Linked DNA regions of Mus musculus: region 1 is linked to region 2. Evidence: chromatin loops called from intact Hi-C (ENCODE). Cell type or tissue: left cerebral cortex. All regions are shown on one strand. Each heading gives the region's core, and the rest is flanking DNA. Links, peaks and the distances in the headings are about the cores only. Region 1 overlaps Spns3 (spinster homolog 3). Region 2 holds the start of Gm40194 (a long non-coding RNA gene).

Evidence for each region. Peaks named below come from ENCODE experiments on the same cell type or tissue, not always from the same donor. Only the 100,000 strongest peaks of a DNase experiment are listed, where the experiment ranks them.
Region 1: a loop joins it to region 2, with 1.8 times the contacts of the local background. A loop is called at or near these places in 5 of 42 quality-filtered maps.

The regions. Positions count from the first base shown.
Region 1 is chr11:72,527,818-72,543,708 of GRCm38, forward strand. It overlaps Spns3 (spinster homolog 3), which reads right to left. Exons shown (of 12, transcript NM_029932.3): 3 at 12,598-12,734; 4 at 11,218-11,369; 5 at 10,507-10,573; 6 at 9,354-9,502; 7 at 8,711-8,863; 8 at 1,717-1,906. Among named protein-coding and RNA genes, the nearest start is that of Spns3, 14 kb to the right of the region's middle. In left cerebral cortex, for the core only: a CTCF peak has its summit at 7,915 (motif pointing left); a DNase peak (open chromatin) is centred at 10,488.
Region 2 is chr11:72,446,474-72,462,364 of GRCm38, forward strand. Mybbp1a (MYB binding protein (P160) 1a) reads left to right here. Exons shown (of 26, transcript NM_016776.3): 14 at 499-595; 15 at 676-827; 16 at 1,080-1,166; 17 at 1,257-1,409; 18 at 1,483-1,653; 19 at 1,744-1,904; 20 at 2,259-2,490; 21 at 2,570-2,701; 22 at 2,788-2,856; 23 at 3,247-3,360; 24 at 3,520-3,621; 25 at 4,153-4,301; 26 at 4,404-5,297. The coding sequence ends at 5,001. Spns2 (spinster homolog 2) reads right to left here. Exons shown (of 13, transcript NM_153060.3): 4 at 12,429-12,580; 5 at 12,160-12,226; 6 at 10,732-10,874; 7 at 10,302-10,454; 8 at 10,027-10,216; 9 at 9,830-9,895; 10 at 7,827-7,925; 11 at 7,581-7,744; 12 at 7,081-7,127; 13 at 5,165-6,642. The coding sequence ends at 7,085. It overlaps Gm40194 (a long non-coding RNA gene), which reads left to right and starts at 10,909. Exons shown (of 2, transcript XR_879994.3): 1 at 10,909-11,910; 2 at 14,967-15,344. In left cerebral cortex, for the core only: no CTCF peak of the experiment used is centred there; DNase peaks (open chromatin) are centred at 8,137 and 9,437; H3K27ac peaks cover 4,534 bases.

The DNA.
Region 1 (15,891 bases), core at 4,190-12,189, 81 kb after region 2:
CTCAGGTAATCAGGCTTGGCAGCGAGTGCCTTTACCCACTGAGCCCTCTCACCAGCCCCCAGGGCATTTCTTGAAAGAGACCCTTTCTTGGCAGGCAGTGGTGCCACACATGCCTTTAAGCCCAGCACTTGGGAGGCAGAGGCAGGAAGAGCTCTATGAGTTCAAAGCCAGCCTGGTCTACAGAGCAAGTTCTAGGACAGCTATGGGTACACAGAGAAACCCTGTCTCAAAATGAGAGGGTGAGAGAGACAGAGAGAGAGATATGAGAGAGGGACAGAGATAGAGACAGAGAGGGACAGAGAAAGACAGAGAGGGACAGAGAGAAGACCCTTTCTTAAATGAAGACAGGAAGAAACCAGCCTTTCTCCCTGGCAGAGTACCTGCTAAGTTCAGACTTTCCTAGACTAAGGCTACCTTTAAGGGCCCCCGCTGTCCTGCCCATGTTAGTTGGCATTAGGAAGTATGGGCTCTGGGGTCTGAATCCTCTTGGGGAAGTCTTAGGGTGGAGTGCTAGAGGGAGCAGAGTGCAATGCGGGAAAAGGAGAGAGACCAGGTGGGGTAAAAGGACTGCATTTGGGGGAATTGTGACGGTCATGAGGGTGTCCTACCATAGCCTATAGACCAGGCATGTCCTGCTAGAGAGGTCACACCTGCGTCAAGTAATTAAGCAAGGTCAGAACCACAAAAGTGTTTCCAACTCTAGCACCTGGCACCTGTCGCTCAGAAGGCAATGACAGAAAACAACTCATTCCTGGGTGACCCTTGTCTGTTTCTGACATCCTTCAGCTACTCAGGCCTGTAGGAGTCAGAGTCACGGGGAGAAGTGGTGCCCATGCAAAGGACATGAAATGTGACAAGGAGCTGAGCACACCATGGGTCTTCTCTTCAGGACTATTCAGAGGCAGAGTGGAAGCTGTGATTTAAGTAGAACCAGGCTTTTTAGTCCTCAGATGTGACTGCCCACCAACAGTCACCAACACTGGCTAGAGAACCATTACCAACTTACTCTCTGAGTCTAGCCAGCTCAGTGGCCCTGAGGCCTATGGACAAGGGTATTGTGTCCAGCACCCAGGTTCGAAGCTGGCATTACCTGCCGAGAAATAGCAAGCCCTTCCCACTTGGTGGGACAGGGATGGGGTAGGAGGGCAAGAACAGTGAATTGGAACAGGATGCTTGATAGTCTAGAGACACTTTGGTGGAGGTAAGCTCTAACTGCAGGAAGAGAAAGATTTCAGACACATCGAAGAGGAACAGTGCCCTTAGTGAACAGACACTAGCAAAGTTCCAGGCAGAATGTAGGACACAGGAGGGACAGGAATGGGGACCAGGATCAGGAAAGCTTATGTTGGCCATAATTGTCTTTCAAGCAAGGTCTGCGCCAGCCATGACCAAACTTTCTCATCTAGAACTCGGAGAACATTCCCCTGCCTCCATAGGCTCACACCACACCCTAGGACAACTACCCCTATCTCTATCCAGACTGTCAGCCAGGAGTCCAGAGGGACTCAGTTCAGAGCCAGAAAGGAGCTTGAGACCAAATCTAGTCCCTGCCTGTTTTCTAGGGAGCTCTCTGTGAGCCTCTGTACAGTTACTGCGAAATGGGGCTAGAGAGATAGTCTGGAAGGAGTGGCCAGTGCAAATACCACAAAAACACAGTTAGTGTGCACCTGTGTCCTCAAGGGCTTCCCACCCATTCCCAGAGGGGACCTCACTTACATAGGAGGCCAGGAGGGTCCGTGAGGCCAAGATGAGAGCCAGGTAGAGGCAGGGAGCTGTGGCAAACAGACTAGAAGCACAGATGAGGGGCTCAGCCCTGGGGTTCACCTTCTTGTACCTTCTTGAGGCCTCTGCCCCCAGCATGACACCAATAATACCAGTTGCCACGGTCAGTGCCCCAAAAATCAGGCTGATAGGAAAGAGCAGAGAGGACTGGGTCAGACCTGCATCGCATCGCTGCCTCTGGGCCAGGTTACCTAACCCAGTTACATGATCTGGTACCATGCGGCAGGAAACAAGCCCAGAACTGTAGCTAGAAAGCTGAGGCCCGTTAACCTTGTAGGAACCTCCACCCAGGAACATTCACAGTGGCCTTCTCTATCTCTCACCACTCCAGAAGCCCCACTCAGAAATCTTAATTTTAGAGCCCCACCCATCCTTACTGCTTAGATGACTGGTATGTATTGACTCCCGTGATTCATAGCTCTTGTCTGGGCACTACACACATTCACCATTTTCATCGTTAATTTGGGGGTTTGTTTGTTTGTCTGTTTTTTGAGATAGGCTCTTGCTATGCCTTGGCTAGCCTAGAACACACTTTGTAGACCAGGCTGGCCTCTAACTCACAGAGATCCACCTGCCTCTGCCTCCTGAATGCTGGGATCACAGATGTGCTCCACCATGCCTGCATATTCAGCTGCTGAATCTCATCCATCTGCACCCTGCCTCCGCATCCTTCCAAGCATCCCCATCAGCACTACCTCTCCCACCCACTCTTGTACCCACTTCAGCACTGTCCGGCTCTGACAGAGACTCTCTCTACACAGGCCCTCAGAAAGTGCTTCTTAAGACACGGTGGACTGTGTTCCTTACTACTCTCTGACCAAATCCTCTCACTGCTCTCAGACACCCAGAGATCTGGGCCCAGCCTCCTAGTCCTCAGGCCCCAGCTCTGCTCTTTTCTTCCCCTGCCCCTACCCCTGTGCATACTTTCATTCCTGCATCTGGAACACTCTGCAGTAGCTTTCTCTGACTTCGTTCCAGAATTCCCAAATGCACATACGCAAAGCTGAGAAAGGACAAGGCCAGTATCAGACAGCTACTAGATACAGAGCCAGGATCCGCACAGACACTATGCTTCTTCTACTCCATTCAAGCTCTTGTTAAAGGAGTTCCAAGGTCTCACTGAGACAGTGACTGGTATGGACTGACAGCTAAATCCAACCAGGCTCTCCCAACCCTTCAGTGGCTCTCTGATGTCCTCTTTACAAGCCCCTGGCCAACATGATGGCCCAATGGGACTGGTCCTACTGACCACTGTAGCCTCCTCTCTCAGGCCCTCATCCACTTTGCACAAATGACAGAATTCTCTGAGTCAGTCTCATGATTTCTGGCCAGCCTCTCTGCCTTTCTCTGCACTGTTCTCTGGAGACACATGCCTGCCTCCCCCCTGCCCCTGCTGTGTCCTTTCTCAGACATCAAAATTATGGAGTTATGTGAAATGGCCAGAGTCCAACTATTACCCCCATGGGGGCTGAGGAGGATGGCTCAGTCAATCAAGTGCTTTGCTACTCAAGCACAAAGACCTGAGTTCAATCCCCAGCATCAGCATACATGACAGACGTGATGATGTCATGCTTTTATAATCCCAGCACTGGGAAGGTAGAGATGGGCAGACCGGTGAGGCTTTCTGGCCGGCCAGCCCAGCCCAGAAATCAAGGAGGACAGCTCCTGAGCCGTGACACTGAGGTTAACTATTGGCATCCAAATACATACATACACCCACACTCAGGGAAAGAATGTGACATGTGGGCTGGCAAGATGGCCCAGCAGGTAAAGAGGCTTGCTGCCAATTCTAGTAATCTAAGTTTGATCCCCGTGACTCACAAGATAGAAGGAGAGAAATGACTTCAAGTTGTTCTCCAGTCTCCACACACATATGAAAACACACACACACACATACACTCACACAGTAACAGGTTTATTTTATTTTATTTTTATCTTATGGGTGTGGGTGTTTTGCCTGCAGTTATTATGTCTGTACACCACATACATTCCTGGTGACAGTGGAGGCCAGAGAGGACATCCGAGCCCCTGGTACTAGAGTTACAGACCATTATGAGCCACCATGTGGGTATTGGAAACCAAACTCAGGTCCTCTGGAATATCATCCAGTGCTCTTAACCACTGAGCCATCTCTCCAGCCCTTGTAACACTATTTAAAGTAAATAAATGTTGAAACAAATGTAGCCATGCAAACCTGGATATCAGCAAACTGAGGGCAGTAGCCCTGCCAACAGCCTCATGCGCCATCTATCCCACAAGCTGGGAACTGATGAGTGTGCTCTCTCTATGCTTCAGGGAACATGGGAGCCAAAGAAGTCAGGAACTTGCCTTAGGTTGTCTGACACAGCCTTTAGAGGTTCCCAGCCCTGTCTCACCAAGCAGAAGCAAGCCTGCATTTCCCTGAGCCATGTAATACTCCCCACAAACCTCCCAGTCAAGTGATGTCCATCCCCGAGTGTCACTCTGAGCCATCCGTGGTGGGCTCTGAAGATCTTTGAGAGACTTGGGTTGATTAATCTTCCTGCCTGGGCTGATTAACTTTTTGGTCGATTCGACACAAACTAGGCAGAGTCCTATATGCAAGTGAGGTTGGAGGAGAGTGTTCAGCAGCCTCAACTGAGAGGATACCTCAATCAGATTGGCTACAGGCAAGTCTGTGGGGCATGCTCTTTCTTTTTTCCAAGTCAGGGTCTCACTATGCAGCTCTGTATGTTCTGGAACTGTGTAGTCCAGGCTGGCCTCAAACTCACGGAGATCCACCTGCCTCGCCTCTGCCTCTGCCCCTCTGCCTCTGCCCCTCTGCCCCTCTGCCTCCTGCCTCTCTGCCTCTCTCAGCCTCTCTCTGCCTCTCTCTGCCTCTCTGCCTCTCTGCCTCTCTGCCTCCTCTGCCTCTCTGCCTCTCTGCCTCTCTGCCTCTCTGCCTCTCTCTCTGCCTCTGCCTCTGCCCCCCAAGTGTTGGGATTAAAGGTATGTACCACTGTGCCAGCTCTTTTTTGTTTTTTAATATTTGTTTTTGTTTGTGTGTTGTTTGTTTGAGACAGGGCCTCACTATGTAACTCTAGCTGTCCTGGAACTCACTATGTCGACCAGGTTGGTCTCAAACTCAAACAAATTGGCCTTCTCAGTACTGGGATTAAAGGCATGCACTACCACTCCTGGTTTATTTGTTTATTTGTGTGTGTGTGTGTGTGTGTGTGTGTGTGTGTGTGTGTGTATGTATACCTGTGTATATATGTATGTCCATAGAGGCCAGAAGAGGGCACTGGATCCCTGCACCCCTTGGGGCTTGAACTAAAGACAGTTGTGAGCTGCTAGGAACCAAACCCAGATTCTCTGTAAGAGCAGCAAGTGTTCTTAAACACTGAGCCATTCCTCCAGCCTCTGGCATCTTCTTGATTAAGGATTGCTGTGGGAAGGAACTGGACCACCCCAAGCAGGTGATCCTGGGTTATGTAAGAAAGCAGGCTGAGCAAGCCAACGGGGAGCAAGCCAGTAAGTATCTTCCTCCATGACTCTGCCTCAGTTCCTGCCTCCCACCCCCACCCCCGATTCCTGCTCCCATTCCTGCCCTGATTTCTCTCAGTGATGGACTGTGACAAGGAAGCGGAAGAGGAAATAAACACTTCCTTTCCACAAGATGCTTCTGGATATGTGTTTCCACATCAATAGAGCAAGCTAGGACACAGCCTCTCCCTCACATGCTGATTCCAACCAAGGAAGATGGAGTAACCCCAACTCAAGGATTTCCTACCAGCCTTCCATGGGCTAAAATCATAACTTCACAAGATTTTCCAGTCTCTGGAACCTTCTAGGGAGGAACATACTTTGCAGCTATTAGAACCTATCCTGGAATGGCCACCCTCCCTTAGTCAGGTAAGCCCTGAAAGTAGTCACTGGGGCGACCTCCAGCCCAGAAAGAAGAGGATGTATCATGTGAGCTTAAAAGCAGAGGTTAGAGAGCTGTGGCCAAGAAAGGCTACCAACCACAAGGATGAGGAGAGACCAAGCTCCACAGAACTCTGAGGGAGCGTGACCCTGCAGGCACCTTGACTTGGGCCCACTGGAAGTCTCACCTCCAAAATCATAACAAAACTAATTTCTGGGCTCATTGTTTTACTTTTTTGAGATGCAGTGTCTCTGTGTGTAGCCCTGGCTGTCTCGGAACTCTCTCTGTAGACCAGGCTGGCCTTGAACTCAGAGATCTGCTTGCCTTTACCTCTCAAGTGCTGGGATTAAAGGCGTGAGCCACCACTGCCCAGCAATTTCGGGTTTTTTGTTTGTTTGTTTGTTTGTTTGTTTTAATTGGGCTTTTTTTTTAAGTACTGGATCTGGAACTCAGAGCACGTGCTCTATCAGCTCAAATGCCCTTTCCTTTTGTTTTCTTTTCTTTCTTTCTCTTTCCTTCTGTTTTTGTTTGTTTGTTTTGCCTCATGCTAGCCACATACTCCCTGTATCTCTGAATATGACCTTGAGCCTTATATATATATCATAAGCATGTACATATATGTATGTATGTACGTATGTATGTATGTATGTATGTGGTGCCATAGCGCACAAGTGAAGGTCAGGCGACAACCTATGGGAGTCAGTTCTCTCCTTCTACTCTGTAGGTTTCCAGGTCATCCGTCTTGACAGTGCGTGCCTCTACCCACTGAGCCACCTTGCAGGCTTCACCCTTGAAATTCCGGATCCTCTTGCCTCCTCCTCCCAAGTGCTAGGATTAAAGGTGTGAGCCACTGTGCTGACTTTGTGCAATTCTGGAGTCGAATGCAGGGCCTCATGCACTCCAGGAAAGCTCTCTACTCCTGAGTCACATCCCCAGCCCAGGCCCACATTTCTGTTGTTTTAGACCATTAAGTGTGTGGCCATTTATCAAGCATAAGAAACAAATAACGTCCACCGGTTCTCGCACAGATGGTGTGAAGGAAGGGGCACTAAGCCAGCAAGTGGGAGCTGAGCAGAGACAATGGGTTTTGTGAGGACCAACACCTGGAGCTGTCATCCTTTGGGCTGCTTAGAAATCTGTCTTTGCCACCAGAGAGGACAATGGCATAGGGAAGCAAGGCAAATCTCACATCTCCACGTGTTTATTCACAAGAGTTCTCTCTCTGCACCTCCTATATGCCAGAAAGCCCTGCCAGCTGGGGGTGGAAGGGACAATGTACAAGTCACTGACAGCACCGGGTAGTCTTCAATGGCAACAGGACACGGGGCTTCAGAGCCACAGCTACAGGGTTAGATAGGTTTGAATCCTGCCTACTCCTTGTTAGCTGTGTGAACTTAGACAAGTCACTTAATCTGTATGATCTTCTACCTCATTTGTAATTCAGAGACAGTATGAAAACCTTCCTCTACAGGTTCTTTATGTAAAATGTTTGGCATTAGGTTAGGCCTGAAGCAGACATTTTGAGCTGGAGGTGTGGCTCTGCGATAGAGCCCTTGACTAAAATCTGCAAATGAGAAGCTGGGAGTGTCCCTCATTAGTGGAGCATTTGCCTAGAATTCACCACAAAGAACACTTGCCTAGAGAGTGCCAGGCCTTGGGTTTGATCCTCAGGATGACAAAATAAAGAAATTTAATAAGGACTGGAGAGATGGCTCTGCAGTTACGAAACCTGACTGCTCTTCCAGAGGTCCTGAGTTCAATTCCCAGCAACCACATGGTGGCTCACAACCATCTGTAACAGGATCTGACACCCTCTTCTGGTGTCTCTGAAGAAAGCAACAGTGTACTCACATTAAATAAATAAATAAATAAATAAATAAATAGAAAAAGAAAGAGAAATGTAATAAATAATGATGAAGAAAAGGAAAGAAACTATGGGCAGACATCATACTGGGGCAGAAGCGCAGACATCCGAGGAACCACACAAGCTCCCTCTGGGCACCAGGGAGTAAAGCAGAGGCAAAGAAAGGAGGCTGGAGAAGAGGAAGAAGACACTTGTGTGACCAACAGAGGACCCAGCAGAGGGGAGGATAGGGCTTTAGAAGTTCAAGGAGAGCCTGGAGGATGCTCAACGGTTAAGAGCACAGGCTGATTTTGCAAAGGATCAGATTCTCAGCATCCACACGATCAATCACCAACATCTGTAAATGCCAGTTCTGGGGAATCTGATGCCCTCTGCTGGCCTCCTCAGGCACTGCATGCATGTGGTGTACAGACAAACATGCTAGCAAAATACCAATATACAGACATTTAAAAGTCTAAGAAACTAGTGGGGCAAGATCAAAGACAACAAAGGGATACAGGGGAGAGAGCATGACACCAGGGATAGGGGCAAGGAATCGGGGTATCAAGGAGGAGAGGAGACAAGGGAGGTGGGCCTAGGAGATGTTCTTGACTCCTGTCAGGAGTTAACTGGAGTCACTGGAGAACCTGGCAAGAGGTTGTGGGGATAGCAGAGGAGCCCAGCAGAGCCAGAGGACTGGCCAGGCAGGAAGTGAAGTGACACCTCTAAGAGAGAGCGAGACCCCCTTCCACCCATCAGCAATTCTCCTGGGTGTCTAGATGCACTGATGGGTCAGAGAAGAAATGAACACATCCCAAACATCCCTAAGTCAGAGACATGAAGAATCTCCCCAGTGCCTCAATTTGCAATCTGCAAAATGGGTTGACGTCACGGAAGATACTTGGGCCCCTTGAAGGGCAAAGGGTAATCACCTAAGACTCCTTATCGTCCCCCTTAAGCCCCACAGAAGCCTCATATCCTTCTCCCTCTGATGCCTTCTGAACCCCCACAATGGCCACAGAGTAGGAAGACAGGGATTGATTCCAGAACCCAGGCTCATTCAAAGCTGGAAACTTAAGCCCGCTCTTGCGTCCAAACCTCAGCCATCTTCACAGATTGCCTGAAGGACTGAAGCGGGGCTCACAGCCTCCTGAGAACTGCCACATGAACCAGGCCAGTGCCCTCCAGCCCATCCTCACCTGTCCTGGCTGTGGCACTGCTCCTGGAAGCAGGGGAGCTGCAGGCCATGCACCACGCGAGCTTCAAACAGAAACTTGGGTGCCCAGAAGCCCAGAGCACCAGTCACAAAGGCTATGGCTGTCACTCCAAGGGTTGAAAACACAAAACTCCAGCTGCAAGAGAAAGTGTCCTGGCTGAGGTCAAGATAGGGCCAGGGCTACAAGTGCCTGACCACCGCCCCAGGCATGCAGGATGCAGCCTTCCTAACGATCCGAGCTGCCCTCATGTTCCATGCTGCGGTGACTCATGAGGCCTGAGAGCACAGTGAGGCCTGCTTCCCTTCAAGACCCGAGACAGCTCATGTTGCTCTCGTAGAGCTTGAAGGGTTGGTCAACAAACTCCAGCAGCTTAGGGAAGCAGGAGGGGCTGGAAAAATACATCCAGTGGATAAATGAACACGGCACAAGGCTCACACAGCCTGCCCTGTTCTCAGCCACTCTTCTGCTACATCCAGAGGGGCATTTCAGTTGGAGAGTAGAGCTCAGAGAAGGAAGAGGGCCATGGACGATGAGACAACCCTAGCTGGAGTCAGAGATGGAGGTTGGAGTCGTTGGGCCAGACAGGGGTTTCTTAGGACTTGCAGCAGAGTCCAGGGACACTTACTTTCTCCCCAAGTATCTGACATCCTCACACCAGCTGCTCCTCGGAGCCCTCACAGCCACTTCTCCCTGTTTCTCAGCTGCTCCTCGGGGTACGTCTGGAACCAGCAAGATGAGCAGAGCCAAGGCCATGGCATCCAAGCAGGGCATGAGCTAGGGAAGGAAGGCCGTGGCGCTCAGGACCAAAGTCTACCACAGCTAGGAGACGGGAGATGACTGGCCACAGGGTCTGACTCTACTCTAGCCTTGGCTCCAAGATGCTGGCTATCTGTAGAGCTGTCCATAATGCTAGTCCTCGCCCTTATAGAGACAGTATAGCCTCTCTAACCAGAGTCATTTCCTTGGTACAAAATCATTGCCCTCCTGCCCAGTACACACTCCCCTCTACTGGGAGCAGGGAGCCTAAGACGATTGAAACGGGGAGCTCAGACCACAAGCCCTTTCCTTGGCTTATGCATTCATTTGCCACCCCAGTTCTACCCTGCCATCCTCTCCTGGCACCTCTGCCCATATGACATGGATCTCACTACATAGTCTGGGGCAGCTTCAAATAGCTCAGAACATGAGAAGGCTCCTGTTCAAGGCAAATCAGGCCAGATTCCTTGAAGCCTTTTCTTGCCTCAGGCTTCTATCTCTGCCTTCCATGACAGTTCAGCAGAGATCTGCATGCAGGACCAAGCTCCAGGCCCCTCTACTACCCAGTTCCCTCCTCTTCTGAGTAGTCCAATCCCTGATCTAATGAGAGCCACAAACCAAGGGGTGCCCAGGTATGGTCCCAGTTGTCCTGACTCCACTTCCAAGTCTCCCAGATGGCTGTTCTGTGCCTGGGCTAGCCTGGAATTTTCTCCTTCTTGCTCAAATAACCCTTAAGAGTCCATAGGTAGCTTTAACTTTGACAGCAAGGGAAGCCTAGGCCCCAAACAAGGAGGCAATTTGTTTAAGGCCACACAGCCAACAAACAGAGCAGTTGGAATTTGACCTCAAGGTCGCAATTTCCATAGCCCATATTTCCCATGAGGCCCCAATGGGACAGCAACCAACACCCCCCACCCCCCATGGCGTCAGGTACTAAGCCAAGTGGCTAAGGCCACAGCAGACTGGAAAGTCCCAGTCGGCCCAGGGGGTAAATGTAGGGACAAAAAGGAAGTGAAACTCACTCGGAGGGCCCATCGCCAGTTCCCTGTCAGCTCCGCCACAGTTGATCCCAGCACATAGCCCAGACCACTGCAACAGCGGGAGCAAGAGAGACAGTAGTGAGGGACGGAAGGCAGGGTTCAAGGCAGATTGACTGCAAGGAACTGGCTCCCCTACCCAGGGAGACAGTTCTCTGCAGCCTCTGAGCCCATTCCCCAAGAAAGGTTAAGTTTTGTGCTACCCTAGGTCTGACCCCTAGTGACCTCTGGCTCCTAGCCAAGGCCCTGTGGCATTCCTTCCACATAAAGATCTGCATATCCCACCACCAACCCCACCCCTAGCTTCCAAAGCCCAGCTCAGATTCAGCCAGGTTCAGGAAAAGAGGGTCAGAACTCAGGGGCCTCCCTGTAGGGCTGTAAAGTACACTTCTCCACTGGTCTCCCAGAGCTGCCCTCCCCAGTGAGGCCACACTGCCTCTTCTCACTTCCAGGAGTGTCCTGAGATCCAGGAGCAATGTCATCATCGCTAACCTCCCCCTAGCCCTTTGAGTGGCAGCATTGTCCCCATGTATACACCCAAGGAAACAGGCTCAGAGAAAGGAAGGGAAGAGCAATGGTGGAATTCAGATTCCAGTCCTCCCGGTTTGATCTTTTCTATGCCCAGCACAGCCCCTGTTCTGATTCCTTCAGCCTCAGTTTACCTCTTGGGGAAGTGGGTCCAGGAGTGATACCAACCTTCCAACAGGGATGAAGATGTAAAAGACAGCCAGTGCACAGGTCCGCTGGTCCTTCACGAAGAGGTCTCCCAGGACAGTGGGTGCAATGGTGGAATAGCTTGCTGCACCGGTACCCACGAATCCCCGGGACAGGAAGAAGAGCCAGGAATACTGGATAAGCCAGCACAAGACCATGGTGAGCTCTAGAGATTTCCCATGAGATGAGGGGCCAGGGGGCGTAAAAGGGACCTCGTGACAAAGGCCCATAGGGAAGGAGGCACAAACCAGGACTGCAAGTGTCCCTCCACTCTCAACTCCAGATTCCCCAAATCACATGGGTTTATAGCCTCCTGGTGTTTATAACCACTGCTTGCCCAGACCATAGGGGAGCCCTTCCTCTGGGTCTCTTTGCCAGGACAGTTTTCTAAAACAGTACCTATGACACCTTCCACCCCCACCCCCACAGACCACCAGAGTGAGAAGTAAAATGGAGGGCCAAAAAGCCTCCAGTTAAGAAAGTCTAACAGGTTGGATGTAGTGGTGCATGCCTTTAATCACAAACACTCAAGAGGCAGAGGCAGGCAGATGTCTGTGGATTTAAGAATAGCTTTACAAAGCAAGTTCCAGGACAACCAGAGCTACACAGAGAAACTCTGCCTCTAAAAAAAAAAAGAAGAAGAAGAAGAAGAAGAAGAAGAAGAAGAAGAAGAAGAAGAAGAAGAAGAAGAAGAAGAAGAAGAGAAAATGAAAAAGGAAGGAAAGAAAGAGAGAGAGAGAGAGAGAGAGAGAAAGAGAGAGAGAGAGAGGAAGGAAGGAAGGAAGGAAGAAAGGAAGGAAGGAAGGAAGGAAGGAAGGAAGGAAGGAAGGAAGGAAGGAAGGAAGGAAGACCATCTAAAAGACCATCTAAAAGGCCAGGTGGACATGACATGCCTCATGCCTTTGATTTCAGTACTTGGAAGGTAGAGACAGGTAGATTTCTGTTAGTTCAAGACCAGTTTCTTCTATTTGAAGATACCAACTCAGCCAGAGCTACACAGTGAGACACTGTCTCAAAAACAACAGCTGGGTATAGTGACACACACCTTTAATCCATTACTAGGGAGGCAGAAGCAGGCAGATCTCTGTGAATTCGAGACCAGCTTGGTGTACATAGTGCATTTCAGGACAGACAGTGCTATATAGAGAGCTCCTGTCTCAAGAAAATTAAAATAAAGACAACAACAAAGAATATCTAATAGCCTCCCTACTCAGGCTTAGAGGCTGTACCACAGCTCTCCTCCTGGCCTTGGCTGTACAATCTCTGAGCTGGCTTGGGCCAGAAGGAAGCTCTGAGACAGCTGGATCAGGGAGGAAGCAGATGAGGAAGGCCCCAGGGACTGGACAAGGATGTAGACCCTACCTGGTAGGAGATGAAGGAGCTGGAGAGGCCAGCCCCTGACCACAGCAGGATCCCGAAGCTCAGTATGGCTTTGCGGTTGTATCGGTCACCCAGGTAGCCAAACACAGGTGCAGACACCAGCAGGCAGCTGATGAAGACTGAAGAAGACACACAAGAGACAGCCTGGAACCACCAAGAGGGTGGCTGGGCAGTCAGCCCTGCTGGCCCAAGGAGGAGGCCTGGCACAGAAGCCACAAGCTGGCACCTTGGCAATGGGCCCAGAACAAAAGAAGGAAGAGATAAAAAGTTAAGTCTCCTATTCCGGGTCCATTATACAATCCACAGCCCAGAGTATACGGCACTGGGTATGGACCAAATCTCAGCTCTGCCTCACTTTGCTGTGTGGCCTCTGAGCACGTCTTGGGAAGCTGACACTCTCCCTGAGTAAAAGGAATATAGTCACCAGCACAGAGTGAATGCTAGCCGTGTGGATTTACAAGAATGCATGGCTTCTGTGGGGTTGGGTATGGGAACTGATCCATTCTGTCATTTACACATCTGCTGCTGGGAAAGAGGATAGGGATGTCAGCTCTTAGGACCAGCAGAGGGGGAGCCTAAAACAAGCACATGGACTTCAAACCAGAGATGGTGCAGGAGACTGGGTGTGCTGCTGGTACATGCACTAGTCTCCACACCAATACCTGTGTCTAAACCAAGATCTCCTGTACCTTAGGATGGCCTTGAACTTGCTATCTGGCCAAGAATAACCTTAAGCTTCTGATTCTCCCGTCTCTACCTCCCGATTGCTGGTGCAAAGCTGGGGATAGAACCCAGAGCTTTGTACATCCTATGCAAGCACCCTACCAAGAGAACTACATCTCCAGCCCTTCTGTACCACATCCAGTCAGGTAGCCACACTTGTAATTCCAGGACTCAGGAAGCTGAGGCAAAGGGACCAAAAGTTCAAGAGCAACCTGAGTTACCTTGTGATGGTGGTTTGAATATGCTCGGCCCAGGGTGTGGCACTATTAGAAGGTATGGCCCTGTTGGAGTAGGTGTGTCCTTGTTGGAGTAGGTATGCCACTGTGGGTGTGGGCTTTAAGACCCTCATCCCAGCTGCCTGGGAGAGTGTATTCTGCTGGCAGCCTTCATCTGAAGATGGAGAACTCTCAGCTACTCCCGTGCCATGCCTGCCTGGATGCAGCCATGTTCCCACCTTGATGATAATGAACTGAACCTCTGAACGTGTAAGCCAGCCCCAAATAAATGTGGTCCTGATAAGAGTTGCCTTGGTCATGGTGTCTATTCAACACAGTAAAACCCTAACTAAGACAAAACGTTTCTCTCAAATTTTTTAACACTTTTATTATTTTGTGTGGATGGGTGTTTTCTCTGAATGCATGTATGTGTACCTCGTATATGCAATGCCCTCAGAGGCCAAAAGAGGGTGTGGGATCCCCTGGAACTGAAGTTACAGGTGGCTGTGGAGTACCTGTGTTGTGTCCTGGGGATACAACCTGTGTCCTCTGGAAGAGCAGCCAGTGCCTTAACCGATGACTCGTCACTCCAGCCTGTGACGGTGTTTGTAAAGGCTGAAGCAAGACAAGGCACTCACTGTGCTGTGTCAGCTCTTCTAAGAGAATAAAGGCTTGGCTCCGGGAAAATCTCCTCCTCCCTTGGGGGATGGATGGGAGAGCTGGCAGGCAGACAAACGGAGACTGGAACCCCACCCCACCCTTCACCTTATCGACCATCGAAAGGCCAAGACTTTAAAGGACTCTGTTTAACACTGGGTCTCCATTCGCTGATCATAGGTGATTGACATTTTCTAAGCCCAGTGAGAGGCCCAGCTCGGGTCCTAGTCCCTCCCACTCTCCCATGACCTGCTGTAGAACTTGGTTAAGCAATATGCAATTGTGAAAATTAGGCCGCTTTCGACCTATAAAACCAGCAATTTAATATGGTTCAACCTAATACTCCACAGAGAGTGATCTCCGATGTCAATGGTGTTTAAAATTTTAATAGCTACTTCCAAAATAGGGCCCCAGAAAGGCCGTATCAATTTACACTTGCATAGAAGTGCATGCTAGAGCTCTTGCCACCACTTGATATGAACTAGAATTTCATTTTTGCCATCTAATAAAAACAAATGGTATCTCGCTGATTTTTCTTGGAGACAGGGTCTGAGGCCCATGTAGCCTCTTTCTCCCTATGTAGCTGACAATGACCTTGATTCTTTCTCCTGACTCCAACTCCCAGGGATTAGAGTATATACCACTGTGCATATGCCACCCCCAGGACCCCCATACACCACTCCCCCACACCACCCCCATACACCCACATACACCATCTCATATACACCACCTCCATACACCCACACACACATCATCCCATACACTACCCTGCATATGCCACCCCTCTACACCACCTGCCATGTACTACCCTCATACACCATCCCCCTTACATCACCCCCCCATATATCACTCCCTATACATCATCCCCCATCCCCCATCCCCATGCACCACCCCCATACACCACCCCCAGTACTCCTGATGATGTTTTGTTTGTCTTCTTCTGTTAGAGACGGAGTCTCCCTATGCAACCCTGTTTGGCTTGGAGCCCACTATGTAGCCAGGCTGGCCTGGAACTCATGGAGATTCATCTGCCTCTGTCTACACAAGTTCACACCACCAATTCCAATTCACTGATGTTATTATAAATCTGTGTTGTTTTGTTCTCTCTAGAACCACTTAATCCTTCATATGCTTCAAGTTGACATTTAAAACATTTTTAGTAGTCAGGCATGACAGTACACATCTGTAGCCTCAGCTTGAGGAACTACAAGCAGAAGGACCAAGATTGAATCCAAGATCTTTTGTTTGTTTGGTTGTTGTTTTGGTTTTTTTGGGACAGGGTTTCTCTGTGTAGCCCTGGCTGTCCTGGAACTTACTCTGTGGACCAGGCTAATCTTGAACTTAGAGATCCACCTGCCCTCTTTGCCTCCTGAGTACTGAGATTAAAAGTATACACCACCATCTCCCAGTTCAAGATCATTCTTGGCTGTATAGTGAGATCAAGGTTGGCCTGAGTTACATGAGACCTTAACTCAAAACAAATAAATTAATAAAAAATTTTTGAAAGATGGATCAGTGTTACAAGCACTTTTTCTTGCAGAGGACCCAAGTTCAGTTCCCAGCACCCACATCAGGCAGCTCACAGACTGTCTGTAACTCTAGTTCCAGAGGATCCAATGCCCTCTCCTGACCTCCAAAAGCACCAAGCATACACATAGCACACATACACACATGTAAGCAG
Region 2 (15,891 bases), core at 4,565-12,564:
AAACTTTGCTTTGGGCCACACCTCCAGTGACTGAGATTGGTAGTCCCACAGTCCCTTCTAGATGTGATTTACTGATTGGAAGTTAAGGGTGTGAGCGAAAGTGCTGCCCCCTGCAGGAGGGAGGCCAGTTTGACACACAGGACACTTGTCCTTTAGTAGTCAATATATCACATTCTACCATTTGTATTGCCCTCCAGAACCACCATACTGTCTCCCTCTGTTTGTCAGCTAACATTTTAGAATTTATTTTGTGGATGAGTACAAGGTTAGCCCAACATTGTGGGGCTGGGATTTGCTAGTCCTGTGGCCCTGGGTGTCCTTTTCAGCCTTAACTGTGGGTGCTGGTAGGGAACTTAGGCTCTATGGCCTCGTTAATATACACAGGCTGTGAAAAGGCTCTTAGGGGTACACATTTTGCATTGTAAGGGTGACCTGCCAGGCATACCTAAGTACTCTAGTTTCAGTTCCTCTCTGATGTCTGCTTTGTCCTGCCCATAGTCCCCTGCAGAAAGCTGTGATGTCCTAGGAGACATTCAGACTTGCATCAAGAAAAGCATGGAGCAGAATCCCCGCCGATCACGCTCTAGAGCCAAAGGTGTGTCATTGCTCCTGGGCAGGCTAAGTAATCAGGCTGTCTGTATCCCGCTCAGCCTAAATCTGCTCTCCCTCCTGTAGCCTCCCAGGAGCCAGTATGGGTGGAGGTGATGGTGGAGATCTTGCTGTCCTTGCTGGCTCAACCCAGCAACTTGATGCGCCAGGTGGTCCGGAGTGTATTTGGTCATATCTGTCCCCACCTTACTCCACGTTGTCTGCAGCTAATCCTGGCTGTGAGTTGGGGCCTTTGGAGAAATAGATTGTAAGATGGGTCTACTGATATGTGGGAGTATGTGACGTCTTCTGTACCTCTGCACCTCAAAGTGCTACATGCCGCCATCCCCACAGGCCGTTCAAGGGACACTCCTCTTTTCCTCCCTGGGGTGGTGGGGGCCTTTGGCCAACATAGAAGAGACTTTCAGGGGTGACCTAAGGAGAGTATGAAGTTGGGGCAGCAAGTACAGTGGTGGTCTGGAACTTCTCAGGTGCTCAGCCCTGTGACAAACGAGGATGAGGATGACAACGTGGTGGTCACTGATGACGCTGATGAGAAGCAGCTGCAGCATGGAGAGGTACTCACCAGAGGGCGCTTGGTAGGGCGGGTATCTGGACATAGTCTCTTAGTGTCATCAAAAAGGTGTCTTACCTCTTCCCACCCATAGGACGAAGACTCAGATAATGAGGACAATAAGAACTCAGAGAGTGACATGGACAGTGAGGATGGGGAAGAAAGTGAAGAGGAGGACCGTGACAAAGATGTGGACCCAGGCTTCCGTCAACAGTTGATGGAAGTGTTAAAAGCTGGGAATGCATTGGTGAGCAGGACCCAGGGGAGAGGGGGTTTGTCCAGCCATTTAAGGGTCGGCTGATGGCTCTGCTGTGTCTCAGGGTGGAGTGGACAACGAGGAGGAGGAGGAGCTTGGGGATGAGGCCATGATGGCCCTGGACCAGAACCTGGCCAGCCTATTTAAAGAGCAGAAGATGCGCATCCAGGCCCGGAATGAGGAGAAAAACAAGCTACAGAAGGAGAAGAAGCTCCGACGGGACTTCCAAATCAGGGTGAGTGTACTGGTAGTTGCCATGCACCCTGAGCTGTTCCTGCCTCTCCCATGTTTCTGCATGAGCTGACTCTTAGCCTTTTGGCCACAGGCACTAGACCTGATCGAGGTGCTGGTGACCAAGCAGCCTGAGCACCCCCTGATCCTGGAACTACTTGAGCCACTGCTGAACGTGATCCAGCACAGCATGCGCAGCAAAGGCTCCACCAAGCAGGAGCAGGACCTCCTGCACAAGACCGCCCGCATCTTCATGTGAGTGCACACGAGTTACCCACCCCTGGGTTCTCACGCTTGCGGCTTCCTGTGCATAGAGGAGAGGTCCCATCCCAGCCATCACTGTTAGAATAGTTGGGGATTCCGACAAGCCCACTCTGTTCCTGTCTCTGAGGACATAGAACTTCATCTTACTTTACAGAGGCCAGAAGCCACTGTCCCACAAGACAGATACACGTAGGAGAGGAGGGACACTTTAGAGGCATCAAGTTTCTGTCCATCTCTAAGCTGGTTTCCTAACTTAGCAACGTGACTTGGGGCTGCTCTTTGCTGTACTTGACAGAGCAAAGTAGAGAGACACCTTTTGACCAACTTTGCCTTTCCTGCCCATAGGCACCACCTGTGTCGTGCCCGCCGCTACTGCCACGAGGTGGGGCCGTGTGCAGAGGCTCTGCATGCCCAGGTGGAGAGGCTTGTGCAGCAGGCTGGCAGCCAGGCTGATGCCTCTGTCGCCCTATACTATTTCAATGCCTCTCTGTACCTGCTGCGAGTCCTCAAGGGCAACACCAATAAGAGGCACCAAGATGGTCATAAGTTACACGGAGCTGACACAGAGGACTCAGAGGTGAGCCAGGGTCAGCCCTGCTCAAGACTCTCCCTCAGCCTTCTCCCTGCTCCCAGTCTCACCCCAGCTCTCTCACCAGGACCAGGCTGCTAACTGCTTAGACTTGGACTTTGTGACCCGGGTGTATTCAGCATCACTGGAATCTCTTCTGACCAAGCGTAACAGCTCACTTACGGTCCCCATGTTCCTCAGCCTCTTCTCCAGATACCCAGTAAGTATGGGAGCCAGCCTGTCTGTTGGGAACTCTACCCAGCCCAGTCCCCAGCTAATGGCCTCTTGTCCTTCCCCAATCCCTAGGTGATCTGTAAGAACCTGCTTCCCGTCCTGGCTCAGCATGTGGCTGGCCCATCTCGGCCCCGCCATCAGGTAAGGGGCTGTCAGAAACACCTGGACAGTCTTCTCACTTGAGAGGCCTGCGTCACTGACCTTGGCTGTGCTCGTGCTGTAACTCGTGATTGGCACAGAGGAACTGGAGGAACCTTGCTCTCTGGCCTGCATAAGAGGGCTTCCCTTGTCGGCTTAGATGCCAGGGCTATCAGACAGGCTAGAGGGAGATCAACATGAGGTCGATCTTGCTTCTATCCAGTTGGGACCACTGCCTCTCCAGGCCTCGGCAACCCTTTTCCCACATAAGAAGAGAGAAATTGATGATTGTAAGGCCTAGCACATGCAGCCTTCTCTAAGTTTCTGTGAGTTCCTGAGTCTTGACCTGACATACTGGGGTTCCTACTGACTATTACATTCGCCTTGATGCAGGCCCAGGCATGCCTGATGCTCCAGAAGACTCTGTCTGCACGAGAGCTGAGAGTCTGTTTTGAGGATCCTGAGTGGGAGCAGCTGATTACCCAACTCTTGGGAAAGGCCACCCAGGTAATAGCTGTGAAGCCCCCACCCATGAACTTGTCCCAGGTTTCTGGTAACCAGATTGCTTGGAACACATTTCCTCCTCCTGGGCCACTGTTAGGTGTGGGATGTAGAAAGGCCTTGGGCTGTTCTCAGGGGTGTCTCAGTGTTGGCCTTCCTCTGTAGACCCTGCAGACTCTTGGGGAGGCACAGAGCAAGGGGGAGCACCAGAAGGAGCTATCCATCTTGGAGCTGCTGAACACTCTGTTGAGGACAGTCAATCACGAGGTAAGGCAGCTGCCCGGTAATCAGTGCCCAGGTGGAATGGGCAGCAGTTCTGACAGTAGTCCTCCCGGGGGTGGGGGGATCTCCAGAGGAGTGTGGCCTGGGAGCCACATGAAGGTTCCAAGGGGAGGATTCTGGCCTTTTAAAAGATTAAATGCTACTGGACCTGGTAGATTGGGAGGGAGGCTGTGTTACTGTGTGCCAGAAAGAAAACTGAGATGTTAGTAATCAGTGAGAGGGGCTAGAGATGAGGCTCAGAATAGAGGGGCAAGAGTTACTCATGAGCCATCAGGATAGAGGGCCAGAAGACCACTGGAGATGGGCAGGTGGCTGAAGAACTACAAAAGCAGAGACCCAGGACCCTGGCTATGGAATGGGAGTCAGTGCCAGTGGTCCTTGCTTCCTCCACAACCAAGGGACTAGTGATGTAAGGACAGAAATGGTTAAGGGACTCAGGAGCCACTGGGAAGACCCAAATGCTGGCGAGAGGCCATGTCACCACCACTGCTACTCCAGCCTGCCTTTCCTCTGCAGAAGCTGTCTGTGGACCTCACTGCTCCCTTGGGCGTGCTTCAGAGCAAGCAACAGAAGCTGCAGCAAAGCCTGCAGCAGGGGAATCACTCATCTGGCTCCAATCGCCTCTATGATCTCTACTGGCAGGCCATGAGGATGCTAGGAGTCCAGTATGTTCTGGGAGAGGGACCAGCATTGGGCATGTGGCTAAAAGGACTCTCCCTCCAACCAATACTGCACACACACACACTGTTCTGTATCCTTCCTTACAGACGTCCAAAGTCAGAAAAGAAGAATGCCAAGGATATTCCTAGTGACACCCAGAGCCCCGTCAGCACAAAGCGGAAGAAAAAGGGATTCTTGCCAGAGACCAAGAAGCGAAAGAAACTTAAATCTGAGGGCACCACACCAGAAAAGAATGCTGCGTCACAGCAGGATGCAGTGACAGAGGGTGCCATGCCTGCTGCCACTGGTAAAGACCAGCCCCCCAGCACAGGCAAGAAGAAAAGGAAGAGGGTAAAGGCCAGCACCCCATCCCAGGTGAATGGGATAACTGGGGCCAAGAGTCCAGCTCCCAGTAACCCCACCCTAAGCCCCAGCACCCCTGCCAAGACCCCAAAACTGCAGAAGAAAAAAGAGAAGCTGTCACAGGTGAATGGAGCCACTCCTGTGTCCCCCATAGAGCCTGAAAGCAAAAAGCATCATCAGGAGGCACTCAGCACAAAGGAGGTCATAAGAAAGTCCCCCCACCCCCAGTCTGCCCTGCCAAAGAAAAGAGCAAGGCTGTCTCTGGTGAGCAGGAGCCCCAGCCTGTTACAGAGTGGGGTCAAGAAAAGGAGAGTGGCCAGCAGGAGAGTGCAGACACCTTGAGTGTGTATAGTCTGTTTCCCTGCCCTAGAGACTCCTATTTTTTCACCAATATTTTAATAAACAATCCATGATGCTATATGACGCCAATCTCTGACTCAACCTTCCAGGGTTAGGGCCCGTGTGCCCTTCCCTTCCCCAGGTTGTTCCACTGGAGAGCCACCAAAACATTTAAATAGGTTTATTTATTCATTTACAAGAGGAATATATATTTGGCTTCTCTCTTAAGACTTTGAGATTCACAATCAGCAGCTCTAAAAAATAAAGGAGCAGTTCAGCTTCCGGAAGGAAGAGGAGGCAACACTTGGACCTGGTTCTTGTACAACAAGAAAACATTGCTAGGGCCCCTGCTGGGGTTAGGGTGGGAGCCAGGCTGGTCTTTAGGGATAGCACCCTCTGCAAACCCACGCCCAAACCCCCAGGGTGCCCCAGAGTTTGGTGGGGTGGGTACCACTAACTAACACCACTGAAGCCACAGCAAGTGGGATACAGCCACAGGGACTGTTGTTACCCAAGCTGGTTCTGGAAGTTTCCTGCAAGTTGTAATGGTACCCCAGGACCAGAGCCACCTTGGTTACAGCGTGCAAGGAGTGTAAAGCTGGGGATAAGTGCCCAAAGGTGACTAAGGTGGCTGCAGGGGAGTGAGGGGTTGTGTGTGTGGGGGAAGTGTGATCAAAGGCTGGGGTGAAGGCCCGGCCCCAAGAGTCAGTTGGGGTATGATACCTATAGGCACTGGTGGGCAATCTCCAGCAGTTTTATACCCTAGGCCAAGTAGTGTGGACAGCTGGGTAAGTCCTTTAGCATCTTATCTGACTCCTCATTGGAAAGGACTCTTGGGTCATCCTGCATCCTGTAGGATGAGGTGGCTTCTGGGGTACTGTAGGAGTTGGGGGGCTGGGGTAAGAAAAGGTCAAGTTCTCAGCCTACCACCAGGGCCTTCACCCCCTAGTGCCGCAGCTTTCTTTAAGGGGGTGCTCCCACCTGAGAAAACCTCCAGGCAAAGAACTAGCTGAAGACAGCAGAGATGGTATCCTGGGAGACTGTCCCAGCCAGAAACACCCAAAAGTGGATACCCAGCTACATATGCCAGGCAGAATTTGCTGTTCCCAAGGTTAGAGCCTAAGAGTGGGGAAGTGGTCCCCATACACCAGAGCCTTTGGCAGACCTCAGAACTGGAACTGAGGTCCCGAGACCTGAGCCATGTCTTCTGTGTATAGCCCAGGACCTGTTTCTTCAAAGCTGTGGAGTGTGCCTTGCATGGCACACAATGGAGGAAGCTCCAGCTCCTTGTTTCTACTGTCGAAGGAGGACGGCAGTGGCTCCCTCAAGATCATATGAGCTAAGGGCAGGCCAGAATCTCCCCAAATCCCTGCTGCACGGTGGCTTCTATCTTGGCCCTCCAGTCCCCAGCCAGGGCTGGAGTTGTGTCCAACTGAGTGGTTCCAGCACACACAGCCTTCCAGGCTAACTGAGGATGCGGCTTCTTCTTGAAGATAGGGCCACTCAGTCCTGGCGGTCCCAGGCCAAAGAGGGTGGGTACCCAACTGTGAGTTACACAGGAAGCTTTGGGACCGTCCTGCCGGTCCAGGATGCTGGAGAACCTCTCCCAACCTAAACTGCAGTTCATTGCTGTCCCAGCGGCACCTGTGGGAAGGGGTCAGGTCAGAGGTGGAGCTTTGGGTATTGTTCCAAAGCTGGCTTCCTCAGCTTTCTCCCGCCATTCCTGTGAACTTGGGGCTCTGATCCTTGTTTAACATTACCAGAAAGCTAAAGCTTCCAGGGCTAGGCCACTGGGAAGGTCAGAGACCTACACCCTTGTCCAGGAGGATTTAGGAAGACAGCAGGACCTGGCAAGTTCCAGTGCTGACCTATGCTCCCGGCCCTTCCAGGGAGGGGAGGGCACTGATTTACTGGAAGAAGGCAGCTCCCACAAATCCACAGATTCCGTGACAACATTTCAGAGGAAGAGGGCAGACCCAGGGTAGAGGGCGTGTGCTAGGGGAAGAGATGGTTTGGAAGGTGTTTTGTTCCCTGTTCCTTCAGGGCCACTCCTCCCACAGGAGTTTCCTGGCCTGCACTCACCACCTCAGACTTTCACGGATGCAGGAGGCATCACCAGCTGGTTCACCCTGAGGGAGAGACGGGCGGGGGTCAGGGTGGTACATCAGCGGGGACTGGGCCCAGGCACGGCTCTGGCACATCGAATCACTGGGGCCGGTAGACCGGAGGCGCTGGGCAGGGACCTCGTCAGCCCCAGGGGGGAGGTGGGAAAACCCAGGGGGAGGGAGAAGAGAGAGAGAGAGGAATAGAGAAAAGAGGAGAAAGAAGTCAGAAAGTGAGAGAAGGGGATGGGTCTCCCAGCTCTAAAACCCTGAGAGGAACTCCAGAGAAAAACCCATATCTACAGCTACCACAAAAGGGCCTTTGGGCCTACAACATACAAGCTAGGGCCTGGGAAGACTGGTCCTGGCCTCCAACAAATCACCTAGCCCTGGAAGTACAGAGTAACTCACTCTCTCCACACTAGGGTAAAAGCTGTCACAGTCCCTGCTTCACAGTGCGCCCACCCCAACCCTACTCACTGCTGCTCAGCCTTGGCACGGTCGCTGAGGAAGAAGAGAGCAGTGGCAAGGAAGAACATGCCACCCAGGACCACGACAAAAGGGCACAGCATGAGGGCATAGCCCAGGCTCAGGAACTCCCAGAGCGGGGAGTCCTTGGTGCTCTGGCGGATTAGGTCCGAGATCTGTGGAGATTGGGGTATGGGTGTCAGGACAGGACTATCTCCTGCGCCCCACACCAGGCCAGCCCCACCCCCAGCCACTCACAAAGCCAATGAGGTAGGGGCTTCCAGCGTCCCCCAGCAGATGGGAGGTGAAGCTCTGCAGGGCCACAGCAGTGGCTCGCCGAGTGGGGATGACCACATACTGGAGGAGAAAGGGCAGGTCAGGGCTAGAAGATCCATGCACGAGGCTCATCCCTGTGGCTAGGACACTTCTGAAACCCCCACAGCCTCAGCTTCCTGTCCTGGTATCTTCACTCCTCCCACCCAGCCCTGAACTTCCCTGCCCACCATGTAGGATTGGCAGCTCATCCCCAGCGATGGGAATCCGCACCTCCCTCCCTAGCACATTCAGCCATGAAGCACAATTTGGGTATCAGTTGGCATAGATCTTCAGACCAGAGCTCTTGGAGCATGGAGGAGCTGAGTTCAAAGGCCTGGAGGTGCTTTTTCTTTCTTTCCTGTTTAACCCGGGCTGAGCTCAGGTTGCTCTGCTCCTGGAGAGAACCTTCCGTTCTGAGGGCTCACATGTGGAGGTGTATAACTTCTAGACACAGAGTTCCAGCTTCTAGGCTTCCTGCCTTTCCCTTCTACAAGCTAAACACCTGTCTTGGTTCCCTTCTTTGAGGACTCGGCAAGGATGAGGCCGGCTGAGGTGGAGAGGATATGAACTAGAATCCTACCCCCAAAGCGCCTCTACTTGACACCGGCTAAGAACCACCAGGCCCCAGGTCGCCCTGCGCTAGACAGAATAGGCCCTGACCTTATGGGATCGAAGATTAGAGAGACTAGGACACACAGTACCAGGTACCCCTGGCCACGAGCTCCAGCCACTCTCACTGTCCATGACATCCATCATTGTGTACAGTGGCAGCAGCTGGCACCCTCAAAGTACCCTGCTGGTGGTGATAAGACAGGGAGGGATCTAGATCTAAGGATATTGCATGGCCCCATTTCCACCACTAATTAGTCACTTAGCTGGGACACTTTGTAAAACTGGGACATGATTTCCCTGGGACCCAGACCCTGCCAACAGTTCTCGGGGGACTGATGGGGAGGAGTTGTCAGGGGAGGCCATGCTGCCCAGCACCAAAGACACTTGCTTCAGTCTTGCCACCCTTCTCACTCAAGGGTTATGTAGTGACCTGTCCCTGCCCAGCCCCTTGGTGAGGCACTTAGCTGAGTCCTCCCCACCACCTCTCCATGGCTTATACATGGTTAGGAAACAGGCATTGGTGGGAGACACAGGTATGTGGGAAAGCATAGAGTGAAGCATGGCAGATTTCCTGAAAGGGAGGGACTACAAAGGCCCCCAGACCCTGGCCTCCTGGCCTGAGCACCAGCCCCTAAGCATGCCTAGGGCATTTATTCCCCTGTCCCACACTTCTCCCACTCCATCTCCAGTCCTTTGTAGTCTCCTGACTCCCATCTAGAGATTTCCCAAAGGACCAAGGGCAGGAGTCACACTCGCTCCTGACATCCCCACCCCCCATTTCACTCAGAGCTACAAGTCACTAGGCCCACAGCCCCTCCCCTGTTCCTCCTGTCCCCACCCAGGAACACAAGCCTGAGCAGGCTGCTCAGACAGCCCTTTGTTTCTGGCCTGCTGGTCTGGAGGCCATTGTTGGACCCGTAAAGACAGCCTCTGTCTGTCCAGCCAGCCGCAGGCACTCGGCAGGCACGCCTGGGACCCAGCCTAGGACCCAGCCTGAGCTGGCAAAGCAGAATGCTAGGACACTCAATGGCTGGGGGGAGGAGTCCTGGCAGGCAGAACCACCTCAGTGCCAGCCTGGCACTACCAGCCTCCTAGCCACAACCTGAGACTAGAGACAACCATGCCCCTGCCCCTCAATATCTACCTGCTCAATTCTGTTTCCAGGCCTCTCCCAGATCCGACCCCTGTATATCCGCCGTCCCCTCCCTGCCTCTGGGTTCACCTCTCCCAGCAGCAAGTACTGCTTATTCTTCACCCACCCGCCCAAGCTACCGCAATGAAATTTAGAAGCCTGGGTCAGTCAGCCCATAGTGATTGTAGCCTTCTTGGCTTACCATGAGGATGTCTGCAGTGATGGCCCAGTTAGAAAACAGCAGTGTCTCTCCAACAAAAATGCAGATCTATTCACAGAGAAGAAAGCAACCATGGAGGGCACAGGGCAGGGACACAGGACCCTCCCTATGGGGGACAGAGGGTCCAGCAAGTCAGACTGCACCTCTAGCCCATCTTCCCCAACCTCCTGTGGACTCACATAAGCGCCTACAATGCTGGTCTTGGCAGCCACAAAGATGAGGCAGATGAAGATGGCGGATCCCAGCATGCCCACAGCACACACCAATGGGTCAGCACGTTGAGTCCGCAGGCGGCACCAACGAGTGGCTCCCGCGCCCGTGACTACGCCCAGGAAGCCAGTAAAGCAGGTAATGGCTCCAAAGATGAGGCTGTGGGGACAAAAGACAGCAGAGTGTGGTTTGAGCAAGGCTAAGGTTGAGACAGAGGCATCTGTCCCTTGGGTCCAGGCTTTACCTGTCTTTGGCTCCACAGGGCGGGCTGTTGCAAGTCTCTGCTGTCTTTTGTACAACTTGAGCACGGTGAAGATAGAGGGGAATCCACATGCCCAGGGCCCCTGTGGCGAAGGACACAGCGGATGTGGCCAGGGAGGAGAAGACGTAACTGCGGCTGGGGAGAATCCAGGGAGGGAAACTGAGCTGGGGCAGCAGGCAGCCCTTACACCAGGGCCCAGGAGGCAGCCTATTCCCCTCTAGCCAGCTACCTGCTCCTTCCCCAAACAGAAATGCGCTTTCTCAGGCCCAGCTGAGGGTTCAGGATGCAGGAACAATAAACTCTCAGGCCAAAATGTCATTCAGCACTACGGGCAGTGTAGACGGCAGGTGAGTGTGGTGGGCGTGCTCTCAGCCACGCCTCCTCCCACCACACCCTGTGTGGTAGCACTCACTTTCGGATCAGGGCCTTCATGTCTCGAAGCCAGGAGGTCCGTGCTTTGAGCTGCCCCCCAAGTTGATCAGCATGGCCTCTCTTAGTGGCTGGGACCAAGATGAGGATGAGTGTTCCTGTGATCATGCCCAGGACGGGGGAAACCTGATAGGATGGGAAACGTGAAGTTTGAATGCTGTCTATGCTGCATAGGAGGGCCCAGGCAACTTACCTGGGCTCCGGGCCCTTTTACTAGGCTAATAATCTCTGCCCAGCTGAGTAACAGAAAGGCTGAGCAAAGCCCCTGGGGATGAGGCCAGGGGAAGGGTTAGAGGGCTCAAAGTGGACAGTCCAGACCAAAGGCAGGGCAGGAAAACAAGTTCAAGGAAGACTGACAGACTTCAGGGATGGAGGAAAGGAGGAGGGAAAAAAGAGAAGAGGAGGAAGAAGAGGGAAGGAGGTAGGTGAGGGAGAGGTGGCTAACCAGATGGATGAAGAAGAGATGGGAGAGCAAACAGATGGATAGATAGACATACTCATGCATGGATGGATGGACAAGTAGATGAATGGGTAGATGGGTAGCCAGGAGAGACAGGCAGGCAGATGAAAAGCATAGGAAATGACGTCTTTGAGCAGAAGAGTTTGTCTGTTGGGGTAGAGAGCCATATACCCATCTGCCTGATCCTTGGGGTAGGAGTGTTCCAAGGTGTGTCCCTCAAACACTGATGTTAGGGAAGGGCTGACCAGACAGGTGGCCTGTTCTTTACAGGGCCCTGTGGGTCTTCCCTGTGTCCGGCCTCACGTTAAGCATGGAATCCCCAGGCCTCTCTACACAGCCCCGTAGAAAAGAGAAAGCTTGACTCCTTGTGGGCTGGGGAACTCTTCTGCATGTAAGCCCGCCCCTATCCGAGGGCTAACCCCCTCTCCCATTATGAAATTCCACGGTGGCTGCTTCCTTCCTGCTTTTGAGGAAAAAACACTTTGTCTTGAGCTTCCGCTCCTCTGAGAGACGGGGGATCTCTGTTTCCTCCGATTGCACTGTCCTGGGGCCTTGGTGACTTGCCCCAACCCTCCAACAGAACAGGAAGTGGCTCCAGACCCTAAGGGCCCCCACACAGAGGCCCTGTCCCAACCTCGCCCTAGCACAGAACCAGCACTGGAAGCAGGAAGCTGCGCTGTGGACCTGGAATTTCCTGACATGGTGAGAGAATCCTCATCGTCTCTAATCCCGGGGCTTGGGGGAGGGTTCCAACCCTGGACTGCGGCCCTGGGGATGACAGGACTGTCTAACTCTCCTGATACCTCAGTCTGGGCTGATCTAAGGAGACAAGACCTAGAGCCCAGGCTAGTGAGGGAGGAAGCCTGAAGGTCAAAGCCTGGTCTCTGAGTGGGGCTGTTCTCTGGAGAGGGGGAAGACTGGAGTAGGGACTGGAGGGGACCTAGGCCTTACCCGCAGGGCCCAATGCCAGTCTCCAGCTGCCTGCTTCACGCTGGAACCTGTGATATAGCCCAGGCCACTGCAGATAAGACAGACACATGTCAGACCCAGCAGCTAGACTGAGTGGGAAGTTCTTGCTTTCTTCCTGCCCAGCCAGCCTGTGGAAGAGCTGGTCCAGGAGTCTTCTACAGCTGCCAGCGTCCATGTCTGCTTAACACAGGGTTGGTAAATTCTAGGGAACCTTGGTACTCTTCCCCCTAATTGTGGCAGTTCACACTTACCTGCCCAGGGGGATGGCAAAATAGAAGACAGATAGCATCAATGTGCGTGTGTTCTTGGTAAACAAGTCGCCAATGATGGTGGGTGCTATGGTGGAGTAGCTGGCTTCACCAATACCTACTAGCCCTCGGGACAGGACTAGTAGCCAGAAGTACTGTGGAGGAGAACAGAGAATTCTGGAGGACCGGCCATTCCTAGGCTTGCTCAACCCTATCCCATTATACCCCAGCCCTGGCAGGGTCCAAGAACCAGCAGAGAGGATGAGACCAGGACTAGCCTCAGCAGTGATCATAGTCACAGGCTATACAGGGCCCTGAAACACCCCTCAAAATGATGGACCTGACTGGGATGGATTCTTCCTAGGCTGGGAGAAGCCAGGGCTCTGGGTTCCCAGAAGCACTGGAGGCTGTGTCCACTTGGGGCATCTTTGCCTCTCTGGCCTCACTTCAGGATTCAAAAATCACCATTGCTCTGTGCCCCTCCTCTAAGCAGGAAGGCTGGACCAAACCTGACCACACTGAGGACCCTGTATATGTGTTTGGGGGTGGGGGGGTGGGCATGGACACCTAGTGGGCTCCTCTCTGATATACACCTCAAAGGCCAGCAATGGGGAAAGGGTATGACCATGCCGGCTGTCAGTGTCCAAACCCTTTGGTGGACCTGGCCCACAGCTGCCTAGGGCCTGAGAACCCAGACTGGTCATAGTTTCCCTGCCCCACCCTTACCACCCATTCAGCCAGCACTGCCCGAATGCATCTCTCCCGTGCTGTCCCTGTTGTTTCTCTCCAGCCATCTTCTGCCACCTCTCTGGCTCCTGGCTGTCTCTGCTTGGGGCTGCTGACCTTGACCCCATTTCAGGCTCCCTGGTTCCTGGTGTTCCTTCCCCTGCAGGTCAACTGTTCACAGCCTTTGCCTATTTTCCTATTGGGTCGTCTTGTCTTTTTGTATGGATTGATATGAGCTTCTTCTACATCGCAGGCTGAGATCCTTTGTCATCTGTCACCACTGTTCTCAGTTCTTTGTTTACCCAGTTTCACTATTCACAGGCTTCTTGATATCTAATTTGATGCTGTCAAGTCTTGGTTTTTGTTTTTGTTTTTGTTTTCCCTCCATGCCTTGTTCAAGAAAGCCTACTCTAGCCCCAAAGTACAAAACATCCTCTTCTGTTTCATGCTTGGAACCCGTTGGAGAGAGACATCAGTCTTCTCAGCTGCGAGCATGCTAAGGCAACTCTGTCCCCGCCCCACACAGGGGCCCCCAGACTGATGCTGTCTCTGCCCTATGCTGCACATGGAAGTCCCAAGAAGCAGCACTCAGTGTCCTCTGTGCTTCAAAGGGACAGAAAGGGGCCGTTCCATGCTGTGGTTTGGAGCTTCTTTCTCTGTGTGTAGCTCTGACTGTCCTGGAACTCTTTGTAGACCAGCCTGGCCTTGAACTCACAGAGACTCCTGTGCCTCCCAAGTGCTGGGACTAAAGGCGTGTGCCACCACCACTCAGTATACTCCACTTTTTTTTTTTTTTTAAATCTCACCATGTGCTTCATTGTTTTTTGAGATATAAGAATGGTGTTTGGCATTGAGCAAGTCCGTTCTTCCACTAGTCACTCCATATGAGTACATCTTGGGTGTCTTCTCGGGCCCAGAGCTGGGCATTTAAAAAAAAAATTTTATTTAATATATGTTGAGTGCTCTATCTGAATGTACAACTGTATGCCAGAAGAGGGCATAAGATCACATTATAGATGGTTGTGAGCCAGCTACCATGTGGTTGCTGGGAATTGAACTCAGGACCTCTGGAAGAGCATTCAGCGCTTTTAACTCCTGAGCCATCTCCCCAGCTCCCCCACACCCAGTGGTGGGCATCTGACTGATTTTCTTCTGTCCTTCCTTCGTTCCTTCGTTCTTTCCTTCCTTCTTTCCTCCCTCCCTCCCTTCCTCCTTCCCTTTTTTCTGTGTGTGTGCACACAAGAAGTGTGTGCATGAGTGTGTGCAGGTATACATAGAAGTCAGGAGTCAATGTTGGATGTATCTTCTATTATTGCTCTCTATTGTTTTGTTTTGGTTTGATTTGTTTGAAATAGCGTGTCTCACTGAACCTGGAGCCCACCAATTCAGCTAGACTGGTTGGTCAGTGAGCCCCCAGGAGCCAGCTGTCCCCACTCTCCCAGGCCTGGGGTTGCAGTAGCACACCACCACACTTGGCTTTTACACAGACTGCTGGGAATCGAACTCAGAGCCTCGCCCTTGCACAGCAAGTACTCCTATCCGATGAGCCATCTTTCCGGCATCTCTGTTTTTATTTTATTTTTAAAAAGATTTTTTAAAATAAGATGTATGCAAGTGTATTTATGTGTCATGTGTGTGTGTGTGGTGCAGTACCAGAGGCCAGAAAGGAAGTTAGATTCCCTGGAGTCAGATGCACAGGTGGTTAAGAGCCACCCTGTATGGGGAGTGGGAACCAAAGTTGGGTTTTCTGGAAAAGCAGTAAGCACCCCTAACCATTGAACCATCTTTTCATTTTTTTTTTTCCTTTCTCCCTAGGAGGATCCTCACACTTGTTTGTCCACATGCTGGAGTTTTTCTTGGCTGTGTCCCTCCAGACAGAAGCTGGGCCATGTAGGGACACAGCAGGAATTTACAGTATCTTGCCATTCTGATCTCCAGAGTCTCTGCCAATTTACACTCCCACCAACAGCTAGGCGGCTGGGCTTCCCCACAGCTGTACTAACACTTGGTATTGTCAGCCTTTTTAATTGTTGCCAATCTGATGGGTGTGAAATGGCATCTCATTGTTGTTTTGCTTTGCATTTCTCTGATTCCTGCAGAGGCTGAGATATCTCTTCTTCCACTGGTTGGCCACTGGGCATGTTTTGGAATGTTCTGGAATGCCTTGACAACACTTTGTTTATTTTCTTATCAGCTATTGTCTTTTTCTTGTTGGTTTATAGTTAGGTTTCTCCGTCTTGCTTTAGCTTTCACTTCCCCATTTGAAGTTTACTCTGCAGCGTGGTTGACGTAGTATCATAATTGATTTCTCAGTCATGGAGGCCATTCCTTTTCCCTGGAGCCGCTGGTGAGAGATGTGCCCTCAGCCAGCACTGGCTCCCCACTCCCCAGGGCCTTGCTTCATGGATCAATCATTACTTAGTCTGCCCCTTGGCGGATTTAGCCAGAATGGCCATTGTTTGACAACTGATAGGGCAAACCCCACTCACTGCTACTTTTCATTCTTTTTGGCTGCTTGAAGCAATTTCTCTGCCAAATTAACTTTAAAATCACATTGCCAATGACCCCCAAAGTCCCTGTGGTGCTTGGATGGTTATCACAAAGAGTTTTTACAAAGCAACTGAATCTGTTACAAAGCAAGTGATCTGTTTCTCTCTTTGCCTCTGCTTATCTCTTCTCCCTACACAGAGGGCATCAAGACCTAGACTCATTGATCAGTCTCAGAAGCAGGCCCAGGGGG